2 separate regions of the Homo sapiens genome follow, and region 2 is linked to region 1. Evidence: chromatin loops called from intact Hi-C (ENCODE). Cell type or tissue: B cell. All regions are shown on one strand. Links, peaks and the distances in the headings refer to the core of each region. The heading gives the core; the rest is flanking DNA. Region 1 overlaps MGAT4A (alpha-1,3-mannosyl-glycoprotein 4-beta-N-acetylglucosaminyltransferase A). Region 2 has its middle 33 kb from the start of INPP4A.

Region 1 (9,180 bases), core at 734-8,733:
TCCAAATTCTATTCTGGGTTGACTTTCATCATGTCATACAAAGAGGTTTACCTAACTTAAGTTTTCTCTAAAACAACCCATTTCCATAGGAAAAAAAGACATCTTTAGGACAAGTAGCTACTTGGTTTTAGATTCTGAGAGTCACAGTTATTTATGAAAAGTAGGTAAGTGTGACACTTTTCTTACCAATGAAGCCCAGCTGGGAAAACTCTAGAATCATCCATTCCTCAGAAGAAAGTTGAAGTGCAAAATTTTTTATGGTATTAAAATAATTTTGTTTGACAATAATATCATCTTCAAGCTAGAGAAAATTGAACAATCATATTAATACATCAAAAAAAGAAAGGTATTGAGAGAAGGATATTATTATGGAAAAATACAAGCATACCTTTATCATGAAAATGAAGAAGACAATGGTAAAAACAATAAAAATATAAAGCTAGATATTATTAAAAGAAAGTGAAGAAAACAAAATGGAAGAAATACATCGTAAGTCAACTAAGCCACTCCTTTCTATGGGAAATAACAATGAGGAAAATGAGGACATCCTTTCCAAGTAAGACAGCTGGAATGATGCTGACATGTGAGTGGATGGGGCAGAGAGAGCACAAGATAAAGGTCTTATCACAGCAGAAGTTATGGGGAGGGAGGGGGAAAAAGAGAAGGAGGATATCAGGATACATTCTATGGGGTAGAAAGCACAAAGAAAGTTTAAACTGAATTTAGTAGTCTTACTGTTAGTAGTGATAATGGTATTGATATTGTGAAGCTATTTTACGTATATTACAGAATAAAAAATTATATTATTAGGATATTATTGAAAACCAAGGCTTTCAATATAAAAGAAAATAAATACACGTAAAAATTTGAAAAGCTAAGTAAAAGTCCTATAATTTTATTATAACCCTAAAATCTTACATCTTAATCCAGTTTGAATTGGAACTATCAATACAAACGTGTGATTTTTTTTTCCTCTGTAAAATAAAATACACTTTTTCTTGCTGAAAGTCCTAGAAGCAAAAACAAGACAATAGCAATGAGCACCTTTAAGCGCCCAGATTGTGCTTCTATATACCACACACCCTGAAGAGGAATAGCACTCCTCAATGATCGATTCCAGATCTGGGATAGGAAATGCGCAAGATGTGCCAATCATCAAAGAAACAATCACAATTACTGAGGCCAGGCACAGTGGCTCACGCCTGTAATCCCAGCACTTCGGGGGGCCCAAGCAGGTAGATGGCTTGAGTTGCCCAGGAGTTCAAGATGAGCCTAGGCAACAGAGCAAGACCTCATCTCTACAAAAAATTAAAAAATTAGCCAGGCATGGGGGTGGGTACCTGTAATACTAGCTACTTGGAAGGCTAAGGCAGGAGGATCACTTGAGCCCCCAAAAAGATTGCTGGACTTATATAGAAAGGATACAAAAGCCAATTTGAAGGGGTTCCCACTGGATTATGATGTACCAATGAAAGCATCAATAAGAATAATGATTGCAATGGACTGTGGCAAATCAAATGTATTTTAAATATCCATCACTTCATAACGATACATTGTTTTTAAGGGGATGCATGTGCAGGTCTGTTACATGGATAGATTGCATAATGCTGGGGTTTGGGCTTCTATTGAGCCCACCATCCAAATGGTGAACATAGTACCCAATAGGTAACATAATGATACTTTAAAAACAGCCACAACTGTAGATTGCTAAGGCACCAACTTTAAAAATTAGTAAGAGCATGAAATCAAGCATTTACTCCAGCCTTTCTTTAAGAACTGTTTTTCAAGGTAATCTAATAAAGGAAGAAAAATTCTTTATAGAAGAACTCAACATAGCATTTAGAACTAAGCTAAGAGCATTAGCAATTACAGAATTAGGAAAGCACCACTTGGAAACCGCTAATGAAATAAGTGATCTAGGGAAAAATAATCAATGGATGCTGAAACCTTAAGTGGAACAGCTGCTGGAGAGCTAAATTTATAATGCAGCAATGAGGCAGGCATATGGAACCCACTGATTACTCTCAGCCTCGCTGGAGGTGGGACTGCCTGATGTAATGTGCTCTTTTTTTATTTTTATTTTTTATTTTTGAGATGGAGTTTCCCTCTGTCGCCCACACTGGAGTGCAGTGGTACAATCTCGGCTCACTGTAACCTCTGCCTCTTGGGTTCAAGTGATTCTCCTGCCTCAGCCTCCCCAAGTAGCTGAGACTACAGGCACACGCCACCACGCCTAGCTAATTTTTTTTGTATTTTTAGTAGAGATGAGGTTTCACCATGTTGGCCAGGCTGGTCTCGAACCCTTGACCTCAGGTGATCCACCCGCCTCGGCCTCTCAAAGTGTTGGGATTACAGGCGTGAGCCACTGCGCCCGGCCCATAACGCGCTTTCTTATGCGCTACCGTAAGACTTACTCAAGCACCACCTGTGAAGTGCCTGCATCATCTATCAGTTTTCCAGAAGGCACCGTGTTCAACTCAGAGTTTTTTGCAATAAAGCACTTTATGAAACCGTATGATGCTGTCAGTGGAAACTCCATTCCAAGCCACAGCATCTCCCTTTCCCCTGAGGGGTATGTCTATGACAATCACAAAGTAACCCCTGACTCTACTGCCTTTTGGAAAGCATTCTTTAAGAGTCATGGATGTGATACATTCCCAAACCATGCAAACCTGGAGTCATATCCCAAGGGGATAATTATGACGTCTGGAATAAATTCCTTTGCCACATCACCTCTCATCTTAGTCTTCAACAAAATGTCACAGGTAAAATCTAACCTGTATGAACATTTAAAACTACCATTAACTGAGAACTTTTTAGGCTAATATGTTTTTCCCACTAATACTCTGTAGATGACAATGAACTCACTGAGAGAATTCCACATAATAAGCGTATGTGAAGACTTGAATATAAAGCAACTCCCTCTTTCCTGAGGCATAATTTTTGGGCAAATGTGATTATTTTAAGAATGTTCAGGCTGGGTGTGGTGGCTCACACCTGTAATCCCAGCACTTTGTGAGGCTGAGACAGGTGGATCACTTGAGGTCAGGAGTTTGAAACCAGCCTGGCCAACATGGTGAAACCCTGTCTCCACTAAAAATACAAAAAATTAGCCAGGCCTGGTGCCAAGTGCCTGTAATCCCACCTACTTGGGAGGCTGAGGCAGGAGAATCACTTGAACCCGGGAGGCAGAGGGTGCAGTGAGCTGAGATCACACCATTGCAGTCCAGCCTGGGCTAGAGGGAGACTATGTCTCGAACAAACAAACAAAAACAGCCTGGGCAACAAAGTGAGACCCTGTTTTTACAAAAAGTAAAAAAAAAAAAAATTAGCCAGGCATGGTGGTGCATGTCTGTGGCCCCAGCCGCACAGGAGGCTGAGGTGGGAGGATCATATGACCCAGGTCAAGGATGCAGCGAGCTGTGAACTGTGTTTGCACCACTGCACTCCAGCCTTGGCAAGAGAGGAAGACCCTGTCTCCAAAAAAAAAAAAAAAGCTCACTGACACCAGTGGACCAGTGGCTCAAACCTGTAACACCTGCTCTTTGAAAGGCAGAGGCAGCAGGATCATTTGAGGCCGGGAGTTCAAGACCAGCCTGGGCAACTTAGCAATACTCCCATCTCTACCAAAAAGAAATACAAAAATTAACCCAGTATGGTGGTGCATGCCTTAGTCCCAGCTTCCTGGGAGGCTAAAACAGGAGGATCACTTGAGCCCAGGTGTTTGAGGCTGCCATGAGCTATGACTGTGCCACTGCGCTCCAGCCTGTGTGACAGTCAGACTCTGTCTCTGAAAAACAAAAGAATGTTCATTGAATTTGACTTCGAAAGAACTGAACAATTAGAAACAATCTAAATGACCAACAAGAAGGTTGATTATGATATCTGAATAACAGGACTTCAAGAAGGGATTAAAAATCACACCAATCTGTATTTACTGGCATAGCAAGGTACCTATCAACAGTATGTTAAGTGACAGCAAAAAAGGTTATCAGACAGTACATACAGCATGATCCTCTACTGTAAAAGAGGGCTGTGTGAGAGTGACATCAGCGAGACAGAAACAGGAAACCCAGACACACAAGACACATTCCCCACACGAGACACAGATTTAAAATCTGAGCATTCCACAGCCAGAGGCCCTCTCTTGGGCACAGACCACAGTGAGGAAACACTCAATTCCCGACTTCTCCCTAAGGAGAGAAAGAAGTTGGTGTATACCCAGTGTTTTTGACTTTTTCGAGTGCAGCCAGAGGGAATGATTTCTGTCTCATCTAAATCATAGTGTCAGGAACAGGGCACCAGGTTGGGAGCTAAGAACAAAGGCCATCAGTTGGCACCAGAGGCTGCAGTACCAGAGACAGAAACTAGGTGGAGCTCCAGTACTGCAGCTTACTACAATACCAACAAGGCCACAGTGCTGCAGAGCTCCTGACTAGAAACCAGTCAACTTCAATTAGGAGATTACACCCACAAGCAGAGAGGACATGGCCCCAGAAAAGGCTCAAAGGGCTCCAGAGTCTTTAACTAGGCTGACTGAAGAAAATCCTTCCACTACAAAACCAAACTGCAAAGACTGGGAGAGGTGGCTGATTTTTCAAATGCCAAGATCCCAACAACAAAAAACAAGATATACAAATAAACAAAAATATGGTATATCCAAAGGAACAAGTTAAAACTCCAGAAACCAACCCCAAAGAAATGAAGACATATGAACTGCCCAGTAATTCAAAATAACTGTCATAAGATTGCTCAGTAAATTAAAAGAGAGCAGAGACAGACAACTAAATGAAATTTGGAATATGATGCATGAACAAAATGAGAATATCAATAGAGATAGAAACTATAAAGAGCCAAACAGAAATTCTAAAACTGAAGAATACAAAACCTGAATTGAAAATTTCACTAGAAGGACTAAACAGCAGACCTGAGCAGGCAGAAGAATCAGTGAACTTAAAGATAGGACTTTTGAAATTACTGAGGCACAGGAGCAAAAAGAAAAAAGAATAACAGAAAAATAGCGATACCCTAAGGGACCTATGGACAGCACAAAGTGAAACAACATACACATTATGAGAGTTCTACAAGGAGAAGAGAGCCTATTTGAACTTCCCAAATATGAGGATAGAAATGGACATACAAATTCAAAAAGTTCAAAGAACCCCAACTACAATAAATTGATCTACACCAAGAAGAATCATAATGAAGTTGTCAAAAGTCACAAAGAATCCTGAAAGCCATAAGAGGAAAGTGACCCAACAAATACAAGATAACGTCTATTAGATTATCAGCAGATTTCCCAGAAGAAACTTTATTATAGGCTAGAAGAGGGTGGAATGATATGTTCAAAGTGCTAAAACATACTAAACAAAAACTGGCCAGCCAAGAATATTATATCTGACAAAATTGTAATTCAAAAGTAAAGAAGGCCAGGCGCGGTGGCTCACACCTGTAATCCCAGCACTTTGGGAGACCGAGGCAGGTGGATCACCTGAGGTCAGGAGTTCGCGACCAGCCTGAACAACGCGGTGAAACCCCATCTCTACTAAAAATACAAAAATTAGCTGGGTGTGGTGGTGGGCACCTGTAACCCTAGCTACTCGGGAAGCTGAGGCAGAATGGCGTGAACCCGGAAGGTGGAGCTTACAGTGAGCCGAGATCGCGCCACTGCACTTCAGCCTGGGCGACAGAGCAAGACTCCATCTCAAAAAAAAGGAAAAGAAAAAAAGAATGTTCAGGCTGGGCGCAGCAAGGTGGAGGTTGCAGTGAGCTGGGATTGTGCCACTGCACTCCAGCCTGGGGAACAGAGCAAGACTCCATCTCAAAAAAAAAAGAAAGAAAGAAAGAAAGAAATTAAGACTTTCCCAGATAAACAAAAGCTGAGTGAGTTCATCACCACTAGACCTGCCCTACTGCTGAAGGAACATTTTCAAGTTGAAGTGAAAGGTCAATAAGCAGTAATAAAGCACCATATAAAAATATAAAACTCCCTGGTAAAGGTAAATATACAGATAAATATAGACGTAGTAAGGTAATGCAGGTGCATGAATCACTTTAAAATCTGGTACCCCTTTCAAATCTTTTGATCACATTAAAATCACTTCTTAAAGACTAAAAGCACAAACAATAATTATAAATCTGAGTTAATGTATATGCAATATAAAAAGCGGTCACTGGTGTCATTGGTAAAATAGAGTGCAGGGGAGACAGAGATGTAAAAGAGTAGAGATTTTATTTGTCATTGAAGTAATAAATAGACTGTTATAACTTTAAGATATGTAATTGCAATGGTAACTACAAAATGAGTATCTATTGAATATACACAAAAGGAAATAGAAAGGGAATCAAAATACGTCACTATTTTAAAAAATCAACGAAACACAAAAGAAAGCAGCAAGAGAGGAAAAGATAGACAAAAAGTTCCAAGACATACAAAAAAATAAAGTAAATGGCAATAGTAAGTCTTTCTGTATTAGTAATCACTAAAAATGTAAATGGGTCAAACATCCCAATTAAAAGACACAGTTAGGCCAAATGGAAATTTTTAATGAGATCTATTAATATACTATCTACAAGAAACTTACTTTACATCAAAAGACACACATAGGTTAAAAGTGAAAGAATGAAAAAAGATAATTCATGAAATCCAGAACTGAAAGAAAACAAGGATGGCCATACTTAGACAAAATAAGACTTTAAGACAAAAACTGTCACAAGAGACAAAGAAGGACATTGTACAATAATAAAAGGGTCAGTCAAATCTCTGAAAAGACATAACAATTCTAAATAAAGATGCACCTAATAATAGAGGTCTCAGATATATGAAGTCAACACTGACAGAATTGAAAGAAGAAACAAACACCACCACAATAATACTAGGGGGTTTCAATATTCTACTTCAGTTATGGATAGATCAGACAGAAGATCAATAAGGAAACATCGGACTTAAACAACACTATAATCAAACGGACCCGACAGACATAAAGAACACTGATCCCAACAACAGCAGAATACACATTCTTCTCAAGAGCATATGGAACATTCTCCAAGACAGACCACATGTTAGGCCCCATAATATCTCAACAATTTTTTTTTTTTTTTTTTTTTGAGACAGAGTCTCACTGTGTCGCCCAGGCTGGAGTGCAGTGGCGCTATCTCGGCTCACTGCAAGCTCCACCTCCCGGGTTCACGCCATTCTCCTGCCTCAGCCTCCCTAGTAGCTGGGACTACTAGGCGCCCGCCACCACGCCCGGCTAATTTTTTGTATTTTTAGTAGAGACGGAGTTTCACCGTGTTAGCCAGGATGGTCTCGATCTCCTGACCTTGTGATCTGCCCACCTCAGCCTCCCAAAGTGCTGGGATTACAGGCGTGGGCCACCGTGCCCAGCCAACAATTTTTTTTAAGACAGGTTTTCACTCTGTCACCCAGGCTGGAGAGCACAAGGCTCACTGTAGCCTCAATCTCCTGGGCTCAACTGATACTCCCACCTCAGACTCCCGAGTAGGTGGGACTACTGGTATGCACCACCATGCCCAGTGAATTTTTTGTATTTTTATTAGAGACAGGATTTCGTCATGTTGCCCAGACTGGTCTTGAACTCTTGAACTCCTGAACTCAAGTGACCTGCCCACCTCAGCCTCCCAAAGTGTTGGGATTACAGGTGTGAGCCAGTGCCGCCCACCAACAAATTTAAGAAGACTAAAACTATGCAATGTATCTTCTCTGACTACAACAAAATGAAACTAGAAGTCAATAGCAGAAAAGTAAACCCAGAAAATACACAAATGTGTGGAAATTAAACAACTCGCCCCTAAACAACCAATGGGTCAAAGAAGAAATCACAAGGGATTTAGAAAAAAATCCAGAAACAAACGAAAACAAAAAAAAAAATATACCAAAATGTATGATATATAGCAAAAGCCATACAAAGAGGGAAGTTTATACCAGTAAACATTTACATTAAAAAAAAGAAGAAAGATCTCAAAATCAGCAACCTAACTTCAACCTCAAGGAAATTGAAAAAAAGAAACAAACTAAACCCAAAATTAGCAGAAGGGAGAAAAAAAAATAAAGATTAGATCAGATAAATAAATAGAAAAAAATAAATAAATAGAAAAAAAAAAGCAGAAAAAAACCCAAAGAAACCTAGAGTTGGTTTTTGAAAAGATCAATAAAATTAATAAACCCTTAGCTAGATTAGCTAAGAAAAAAAGAAGATTCAAATAACTAAAAGTAGAAATGAAAGAGGGAACATAACAACTGATATCACAGAAATAGAAGAATTACAAGAGACTACTAGGAACAATTATGTGCCAACAAATTGGATAATCTACAAGAAATGGATAAACCTCTAAAAACAATTTTCCATGGGTGAATCATGGAGAAATAAAAACTTTGAACACACTTATAATAACTAAGGGGATTAAAGCAGTAATCAAAAACCTCTCAGCAAAGAAAAACCCAGGACCAGAGAACTTCACTGGAAAATTCTGCTGAACACTTAAAGAATTAACATCAATCTTCCTCAAACAGCTATCTTCCAAAGAACTGAAACAGAGGGAACACTTTTCAAACACATTCTAGGAGGCCTGCATTTCTCTGACACCAAAGCCAGACAAAGACACAAGAAAACTACAGACCAATATCCCTGATGCAAAAATCCTCAACAGAACACTAGCAAATGGAATTAAAATGCACATTAAAAGAATTATATACACCATAACCAAGTGGGATTTATACCTGCAATACAGGGATCGTTCAACACACAAAAATCAATCAGTGTAACATATACTACATTAACAAAATGGAGGAAAAAAACACATGATCATCTCAATTGGTATGGAAAAGCATTTGACAACATTCAAGACACTTTCTTGATTAAAAAAAATGTGACGAACTAGAAATAGAAAAAAACTTATTCAACAAAATAAAGGTAATATATGAAAAGCCCATCGGTAATATCACACTTGGCAGCAAACAAATGAAAGCTTTCCCTCTAAGATTAGAAGCAGGGCAAGGAGTCCCACTTTCACCACTACTAGTCAACATAGTGCTGGAAATCCTAACTAGAGCAATTAAACAAGTAAAAAAAGTAAAAGGTACCCAAACCGGAAAAGAAGAAGTAAAATTATCATTATTTGCAGATGAAATAATCTTATATGTAGAAAAACCTAAAGAAT
Region 2 (9,180 bases), core at 621-8,620, 240 kb before region 1:
ATGAAGAGAAGACCACAAAAACAACCAGTAAAACAAGTAACAAAATGGCAAGAGTAAGTCTTACTTATCAATAATAACATTGAATGTGAATGAACTAAACTCTCCAATAAAAAGACATAGAGTGAGTCAGGTGCTGTGGCTCACGCCTGTAATCCCAGCACATTGGGAGGCCGAGGTGGGCAGATCACCTAAGGTCAGAAGTTCGAGACCAGCCTGCCCAACATGGTGAAACCCTGTCTCTACTAAAAATTCAAAAATTAGCCAGGTGTGGTGGCGGGTGCCTGTAGTCCCAGCTACTCGGGAGGCTGAGGCAGGAGAATCACTCGAACCTGGGAGGTGGAGGTTGCAGTGAGCCAAGATTGCACCACTGCACTCCAGCCTGGCTGACAGAGCAACATTCCCTCTCAAAAAAAAAAAAAAAGGAGAAATGGTTACAAATTAAGACTTGAGTAAAAACAAACAAACATAACAGAAACCCACACTGTTTAACTCAAGTCACAGGAACAGCCACGATTGTTTGTTGGATTGTTTTAAGGAGAAAAGCAGATCAAAGCTAAAGTTGGTTTGAATCTGGAACAAATGGATGACTCCAGAGAAGTAAGTTCCCTCTTGTAGCTTATCCTGATAATGGCCACAGGGTGTCAACTGCAGAGTGAAGGTGGGAGGGGATCAGGGTGTTTTCAGATACTGTTTTCTCTCCCACCTTGGCAGTCACGGCTGCTTATGTTGAGGGGCGGGAGGATGCCACTTGCTATTTATTCTTGTTCTTTATCCGAAAGCTGAACTTTTCTCTGCGATAGTGTAACTCTTCACCTTAAATGACTAAAGCCAGTCTTGTGAAAAACAGACAGCATTAGTCAGCTGGCTGAATTTTATAAAAAATAAACTTCAAGCTTACGTATTGTGAAGAAGCATTTTGATCCATAGAGTTTCTAAAGTAATTTTAAGAAAATCCCCAAAACCAACAAGGTCACTACTCAGAGTGAGGTCGCTTTACTAGCAGCATCAAGTTCACCTGGGATCTTGTTAGAAAAATGCAGAATCTTGGGCCCACCCTAGACTTACTGAGTCAGAATGTGCATTTTGACAAGACCCCAGGGGATTCGTGTTGTCCATTAGCATTTGAGAAGCACTGGTATGAAGTACTTGAAACTATCTGCAAGTATGTTATCTGAATCTTTCCAACTTACACCTAACTCAATTGCTTGCTGAATTAAATATGTATATTTATATATATCAAATACATATATATATTTGAATAGTTAAAATACAACAGGATAGCAATGTTATTGTGAGCCACCACAGTGTAGAGATGGCATCTGAGGATGTTCCTAGCAGTTATTGTGCTGGCTCACCCAACACTGTGGCTCAAACGTGGAGGCTCAGTGCTTGTACCATGACATGAACTTGACCTAACATGCCTGTGTGTGTGTGGGTACGTGGAGGATGATTGCACTAACATTACCTTACTCTGTAGCTTTAAGTATAACTTCTTTTTTTTAGACGGAGTTTCGCTCTTGTTGCCCAGGCTGGAGTGCAATAGCGCGATCTCGGCTCACGGCAACCTCCGTCTCCCAGGTTCAAGCGACTCTCCTGCCTCAGCCTCCTGAGTAGCTGGGATTACAGACATGCGCCACCACACCCAGCTAATTTTGTATTTTTAATAGAGATTGGGTTTTTCCATGTTGGTCAGGCTGGTCTCGAACTCCCAACCTCAGGTGATCCACCCACCTCGGCCTCCCAAAGTGCTGGGATTAGTCGTGAGCCACTGCGCCCAGCCTGAGCACAACTTCTTATCTGCAACACACAGTCAGAAGTTACTCTGTAAAAAATTTTTCCAGCCATTAGACATGTAAAATTGTAAGCAGTTATCATCAACACCTAGTCAGATGGAATGCATGTCAGAAATCAGAAATATGCTTGATAATGCAACAAGTACAGTTTTAAGTACATCATAATATTTTCCTTTTTTGATGAGAATCACATGAAATTAGTCAGAATTCCAGTGTTTTGAAGTTCACAAATGTGCGGTGGGGCTACAAATAGTGACTACAGCTAGGCTAGTTCATAGAGGGAAAAAAATTGATAGACGGGTCTCCAAATTTAACAGCAATTCTGAAAATGTATTTAATACATACATTTACCAATGATGAGTTGTGGAGCCAAAATAAACCTTTCTGAAGCAGCAGTAATTAAAACAACACAATTTCGGATGAACAATTCTACAGGAAAGACACAATTTCTTCTATATTCTCTTTATCAAAAATTATATGGATTGTTGCTATATGAAGAAGCGATCAGAGTTGACAGCCAAAAAATGTAGCAAACATTGTATTAACCACTTGACTAATAAAATAGTAATAAAATACTAATAAAGTATTGTTCTGGATTTTGGGATGTTAGTGGCATTTTAAATTTATAATACAGTGTGATTTTTCTTGGTCTAAATAAATGCTTTTGTTTATGGTTTTGAATTTGTAATTCAGTATTCTTTTTTGAAATACTCTTCCCCTAGTGTGTAAAATTTATGCTCCCCAAATTCTGGGTCCTGCTATAATCAGTAGTGTGTTCTTTCATGGTTTCTAGCAGTGAGTTTGTTGTAATAAAATTAGAAGATGAGCTTTCGTTGGTGCATTTAAATACTTAAGCTACATGTCTAGAAATTAAAACTAAGTGATAGGTAGGCATCTATATTAAGATCGCCACTTTGATGTGGTGGTTTCAAATGCTAGTGCTGTAGAGTCAAAGGCTATATTAATGTTACTATTCAATGAGTCTATTAATCTTGAATTTAGTGGCGAGAGACTGAATCAATTAATAAACAGTAAAACCCTGCCCTGGTTCACTAACAATAATGCTAAATCAGAACAAAGAAGCTGGAGAATTTCCTTAATCAGCGATAGACAAGGAGAACCTTACAAGATTGGTCCTGAGCTCCAGAGAAGCCAAATATCTGGGTGGGATGTAAATACTTGGGCTTATTAATGAGGTTATTCTGATCTAGGATTTTTTTTTAAATTTCTATTTAGATTCCAGCATACTGTGGCACTTCTTTCTCATAACCTCATCTCCTGAAATATGGTTTTTTTTTTTGTTTGTTTGTTTGTTTGTTTTCTGAGACAAGGTCTCGCTCTGTCACCCAGGCTGGAGAGTGGAGAGCAGTGGCATGATCATGGCTCACTGCGGCCTCGACCTCCTGGACTCAAAGGATCCTCTCACCCCCACCTCAGTCTCCCAAATAGCTAGGACCACAGGCACATGCCACCATGCCCCACTATTTTTTTTTTTATTTTTTGTAGAGACGGGGTTTCACCATGTTGCCCAGGCTAGTCTCGAACTCCTGGGCTCAAGCGATCTGCCTGCTGCAGCCTCTCAAAATGCTGGGATTACAGGCGTGAACCACTGCTCCCAGCCAAATATGTTCATCTTTATAGAAAAGTAGGCTTTGGGCTGGCACAGTGGCTCATACCTGTAATCCCAGCACTTCGCGAGGCCAAGATCACCAGAGGTTGGGACTTTGAGACCAGCCTGACCAACATGGAGAAAACCCGTCTCTACTAAAAATACAAAATTAGCAGGGTGTGGTGGCGCACACCTGTAATCCCAGCTACTCGGGAAGCTGAGGCAGGAGAATCGCTTGAACCTGGGAGGCGGATGTTGCAGTGAGCCGAGATAGTGCCATTGCACTCCAGCCTGGGCAACAAGAGCAAAACTCTGTCTCAAAAAAAAAAAAAAAAAAAAAAAAAAGGAAAGAAGACTTTGGAGAGGTCCCAGGCCCTCACATTCTATCCTTGGATCATGTGAGGGTGAACACCTGCAATAATAAGGGTATTCAGAGAGAGGCCTGGCAAAGGTGGAGTTTGCCACAACCTGTACCCACCACCTTAGATGCTGTTCTTCTGAAAGAGTGAGCAGAAAGGAGCCTTCCAAAAAGCCTGTTCAGGGGTTCTCAAAGCCATGTTCCATGGAATACGTGTGTGAGTCACACAAGTACTTTGCTTTGGAATTTAGGAAGAGCAGTCTTTTGCCAATTTTCAGAAAAAAGTAATGGCTTCAATTTTTTTCATTTTTCTTCCATAAAAGTTTCTGTAACTTTTGCTCCATGGTATTACTAGTCATTTACTGGCCAACAAAATGCGTTAAATGCATTAATAGCAAATCATATTAATTAAGATAATGCTAGCCACTGTGATGAATAACCTCCCAGCATTTGGTGGCTTGATGCAATGCAAGGTTCTCACTCAGCAACAGTGCAGTATGAGTGCTCCCAGATGGCAGGGCTCCAGGCACTATTTTTCAGCTTTGCCCTTCCCTCAGAGTGCAGAGCTCTGCAGGCAGCCTGCAGGCAGGGCAGGGGAGACGGAAAAGGTACATCTGCTTCATATTCACCTTGTAGAAGAGACACGTGTCACTTCTATTGGTGAAAGCTTGTCACATCTAGAAGCAAGTGGGGGTGAGTGGAGAAGAGGGAGGGGAAATTGTGATCCTTGACTAGGTGGCCACTTCCCAGTGACAACTCTGCTCTCTGGAAAGGGAACAGTCACAACATAGATATCTAGTTGTCCATGCAAACTAAAATCAGCTAAGAAAACCCTCAGAATTCACATAATTCCACAGCTTCCTTTCATGTGTTCATATTTGCTCTCAAATTTGATGCTATTTCATATACACATAATAGAGTCAGTCATATTTTCTGCCAGCTAAATATGCCAGGAAAACTGAGTCACCCCTTATATAAGTGCTGGGTAAGGAGGTGATCAAAAGTTGTCAAAACTGGGCCAGGCACAGTGGTTCACACCTATAATCCCAGCACTTTGGGAGGCTGAGGCGGGTGGATCACCTGAGGTCAGGAGTTCAAGACCAGCCTGGACAACATGGTGAAACCCCATCTCTACTAAAAACACAAAATTAGCCGAGTGTGTTGGCCGGTGCCTGTAATCCCAGTTACTCAGAAGGCTGAGGCAGGAGAATTGCTGGAACCAGAGGGGTAGATGTTGCTGAAATCACACCACTGCACTCCAGCCAGGGCGACAGAGTGAGACTCTGTCTCAAAAAAAAAAAAAAAAAAAGGAGTCAAATTACCATAGGAAATCTCTTGAATTGCCCTCTGCATACAGTCTGGTTAGGTCCTCCATAACCAGTATTCCCTTCAGTGGAGCAGATTGATCACTCTTTGGCTGGGACCCAGAGGAAGGAGTCAGCTTGTTTTTAATGACCATATTCAGGAATGCCACATATGGTTGCTCTAGTTGTGCACTGCCCAAAAGGGACCTTCTTAAGAGGTGTCCCGCAGTCTCGCCATCATGGATTTTTTTGATATTTACTATGGCAGATTTCCAGCAGATGGCAGTAGAGGGTCTATGCTAATGCGCCGTATACTATGACAATTCTTGAGGGCAGAAGGTCAAATTCTTATCTAGACAGGGCTGCTTTGCATTAATCCTTTTCCCATAACAACAGAGACATGGGTTCTTAATCAGAACTAATGTTTTGACTCCCACCAGACTTGCAGCATACTGGCAGCAATATTTATTGAATTCATTTCTGAGTTCTTTAGCATATATTTAACTTAGCCAGTAACAGTTGCCAGTGGAGAACATAGCTTCTCAAAATTAAAGTTACTTTAAAACTTCTTAAGATTTACAATGTTGCAGGAAAAACTGGCAAGTGCAATGATCATTTCTATTAAAAAAAAAGAGAGAGAGATCACGGAACACATATGCATTAAAACTGTTGAAGAATTTCATTTCCACAAAAGCAAAATGTGCATCTATTTCATGACAGATTAATAAATCTTAGTGATTTTGAGTCACTGTTACCAAGAACTTGAAACTTCTATTTTATGTTGGATGTTTTACATAATTTTAAACAATGGCTTTATGTTTGTTATCACTGTTCATATTGAAAAATTAATACTATATCAACTTAAATAATACTGTGTGCCTGGGTCCTGGGGTGGTGGCTGTCAGTGTGGTGAGCTGCTCACTATCTGAGATGCTCTCAGGATCCCCGCTCATTTCAGCAGCAGAACACCAGGCAGAATCTTCACAACTGTTCAGATTATTTCTCCCCTCCCATGCAGTCCCAGACTCAGAGAGTTGGATTTGGAGGATTTAAACAAGCAAGTGGTACTGTTGCGGGAAGTCAGGGACCCTGAACGGAGGGACCTGCTGAAGCCGTGACAGAAGAATATAAATTGTGAAGATTTCATGGACATTTGTTAGTTCTCCAAATTAATACTTTTATAATTTCCTATGCCTGTCTTTACTTTAATCTCTTAATCCCGTTGTCTTCATAAGCTGAGGATGTATGTCACCTCAGGACCCTGTGATGATTGCATTAACTGCACAAATTGTTTGTAAAGCATGTGTGTTTGAACAATATGAAATCTGGGCACCTTGAAAAAAGAACAGGATAACAGCAATGTTCAGGGAACAAGGGCGATAAACATTAGGTCTGACTGCCTGGGAGCCAGGTAGGACAGAGCCATATTTCTCTTATTACTGCAAACGGGTAAGAGAAATATCGTTGAATTCTTTCCCCAGTAAGGAATATTAATAATTAACAGCCCTGGGAAAAGAATGCATTCCCGGGGGGGGCCTCTAAAATGGCCGCTCTGGAGGGTGTCTGCCTTATGCAGTTGCAGATAAGGGATGAAACACACCCTGGCCTCCTGCAGCACCCCCAGGCTTGCTAGGATTAGGAAATTCCAGCCTGGCGAATTCCAGTCAGACCGGTTCTCTGCTCTTGAACCTGTTAAGATGTTTATCAACGACAATGCGTGCACAGCAGGACATGGAACTTCATTAGTAATTCTAGTTTCACCGTGACCTTGTGATCTCACCCTGACCTTCTGCCTTGTGATCTTTTGTTGCCCTTGAAGCATATGATCTCTGTGACCCACACTCTATTTGTACACTCCCTCCCCTTTGAAAATTGCTAATAAAAACTTGCTGGTTTTACGGCTCAGGGGGCATCATGGGACCTGCTAACATGTGACGTCTCCCCCGGACACCCAGTTTAACATTTGTCTCTTTTGTACTCTTTCCCTTTATTTCTCAGACTGACTGACAGGGAAAATAGAAAAGAACCTACATTGAAATATCGGGGGCTGGTTCCCCTGATATGGTACCATGTTTCCAGACGTTTTGTCAGCCAAAGGCACTGCGTTCAAGGCTCTAGAGGGGGGTTAACGTTGCTGCCAACAGGCTGCCTTCAGGGCTATTGCATCTCCCTGTGCCTGGAGAAATTTGTTGCTCACAGCTCTGGAGGCTGGGAGGTCCAAGATCAAGGTGCCAGCAGATTCGGTGTCTGGTGAGGGCCTCTTCCTGGTTCAGAGATGGCATCTTCTCTTTGTGTCCTCACATGGTAGAAGCAGTGAATGAACTCTCTAGGCCTTCTTCTACAAGAATATGAATCCCATTCATGGGGACTTTACCCTTCTGACTTAATCACCTTCCAAAGGACCCGCTTCCTAGTATCATCACCTTAGGGGTTAGGATTTCAACATACAAATTTGGGGGGAACATCCATGTTCAGTTCATTGACACAGGCATTTCATGATGAATGGATTTCACAAGACTACAACAAAGCAAGACTTTTAAGAAAAAATCCATGCCCATGGCATGGGTCTTTAAAAGTTGCCTGTCCCTAAGACAAGGCAGTTACACCAGAAACCAGGCTTTGTGTCTAGTAACTGCTACACAGTGGCAGCTGTAGTTGACAAGAATCTGATGACAGCATCCTTAAATGTGTGGCAACCCTGAAGCTCACTGGCTCCCAGACAATGATGGCTTTAGATTCTGAGGATGAGCTCTTTTTAAAAAGGAAGCATGGGCTGAACATGGTGGCTTATGCCTGTAATCCCAGAACTTTGGGAGGCCAAGGTGGGGGATCACCCGAGGTCAGGAGTTCGAAACCAGCCTGGCCAACATGGTGAAACCCCGTCTCTACTAAAAATACAAAAATTAGCCAGGCATGGTGGTGTGTGCCTGTAATCCCAGCTACTTGGGAGGCTGAGGCAGGAGAGTCGCTTGAACTCAGGAGGCAGAAGTTGTGGTGAGCCAAGATTGTGCCACTGCACTCCAGCCTGGGCAACGAAAGTGAGACTCCATCTCAAAATAAAAAAAAAAAAATAGCATGTATTTCAGGCCGGACATGGTGACTCACACCTGTAACCCCAGCACTTTGGGAGGCTGAGGCAGGCAGATCACTTGAGGTCAGGAGTTCAAAACCAGCCTGGCCAACATGGTGAAACCCCATCGCTACTAAAAGTACAAAAATTAGCTGGGTGTAGTGTCACACACCTGTAACCCCAGCTACTCAGGAAGCTGAGGTACGAGAATTGCTTGAACTGGGGAGGCGGAGGTTGCAGTGGGTGGATATCGCACCACTGCACTCCAGCCTGGTTAAGAGAATGAGACCCTGTCTTCAAAAAATAATAATAGTAATAATAAGCCGGGTACAGTAGCATGTGCCTGTTGTCCCAGCTATTCAGGAGGCTGGGGCAAGAGAATCGCTTGAGCCCAGGAGGTAGAGGTTGCAGTGAGCCCAGATCACCCATTTTACTCTAGCCTGGGGGATAAAAGTGAAACCCTGTCTCAAAAAAAAAAAAAAAATTCAAAGCTCTTTTGACAGTTCCTTTGAAATAATCCTAGTTCTGTTTCACCAAGGCAATGACTGTAAGATGAGAATTTCAAGATTTTCTTAAATGTTGGAAATTTTTTTAACTTCAGATATACTTTCAAGTGTTAAAATGAAATTTTAATTCATATGTTAACAGAAATCTTATACTCCCAGTAAAATTGCCTAAGACTAGACAGTTATGAATGACACATTACAAGTCATTTGGATGGTATTTTGCCATGGGTTCTGGTATAGCCACTGAGCCATGTGGACCAGCTCTTCATGGTTGATGGCAGCAGTTGTAAATCTTAGACCCAGACAACAAAGTTTGCTTTGACAGAATGATTTAATTTTTCCATCCATTTTGGGTGGTTATGCAAATTTTTATTCATACATTTGATTTGCCAATGTTGGATTTAAGCACAGTCCATATCTTTCCTAACTGAATCAGAGGAGAGAAATCTTGTGCGTGTGACTGTTGTATACAAAGACAGGCTAATAATCAGGGAAGAGAATTCCAAGAACATTTTTGCCAGTGCCTGGAGTGGTTTTCCA

The links. Peaks named below come from ENCODE experiments on the same cell type or tissue, not always from the same donor. Only the 100,000 strongest peaks of a DNase experiment are listed, where the experiment ranks them.
Region 2: a loop joins it to region 1, with 13 times the contacts of the local background. A loop is called at or near these places in 5 of 110 quality-filtered maps.

Annotation. Positions count from the first base shown.
Region 1 is chr2:98,645,242-98,654,421 of GRCh38, forward strand. MGAT4A (alpha-1,3-mannosyl-glycoprotein 4-beta-N-acetylglucosaminyltransferase A) reads right to left here. Exons shown (of 16, transcript NM_012214.3): 9 at 187-301. Among named protein-coding and RNA genes, the nearest start is that of UNC50, 41 kb to the left of the region's middle. In B cell, for the core only: CTCF peaks have their summits at 4,376 and 4,576; a DNase peak (open chromatin) is centred at 4,370.
Region 2 is chr2:98,407,694-98,416,873 of GRCh38, forward strand. No RefSeq gene overlaps it. Among named protein-coding and RNA genes, the nearest start is that of INPP4A, 33 kb to the right of the region's middle. RefSeq lists an enhancer at 5,447-5,496. In B cell, for the core only: CTCF peaks have their summits at 5,362 (motif pointing right) and 5,563; a DNase peak (open chromatin) is centred at 5,348.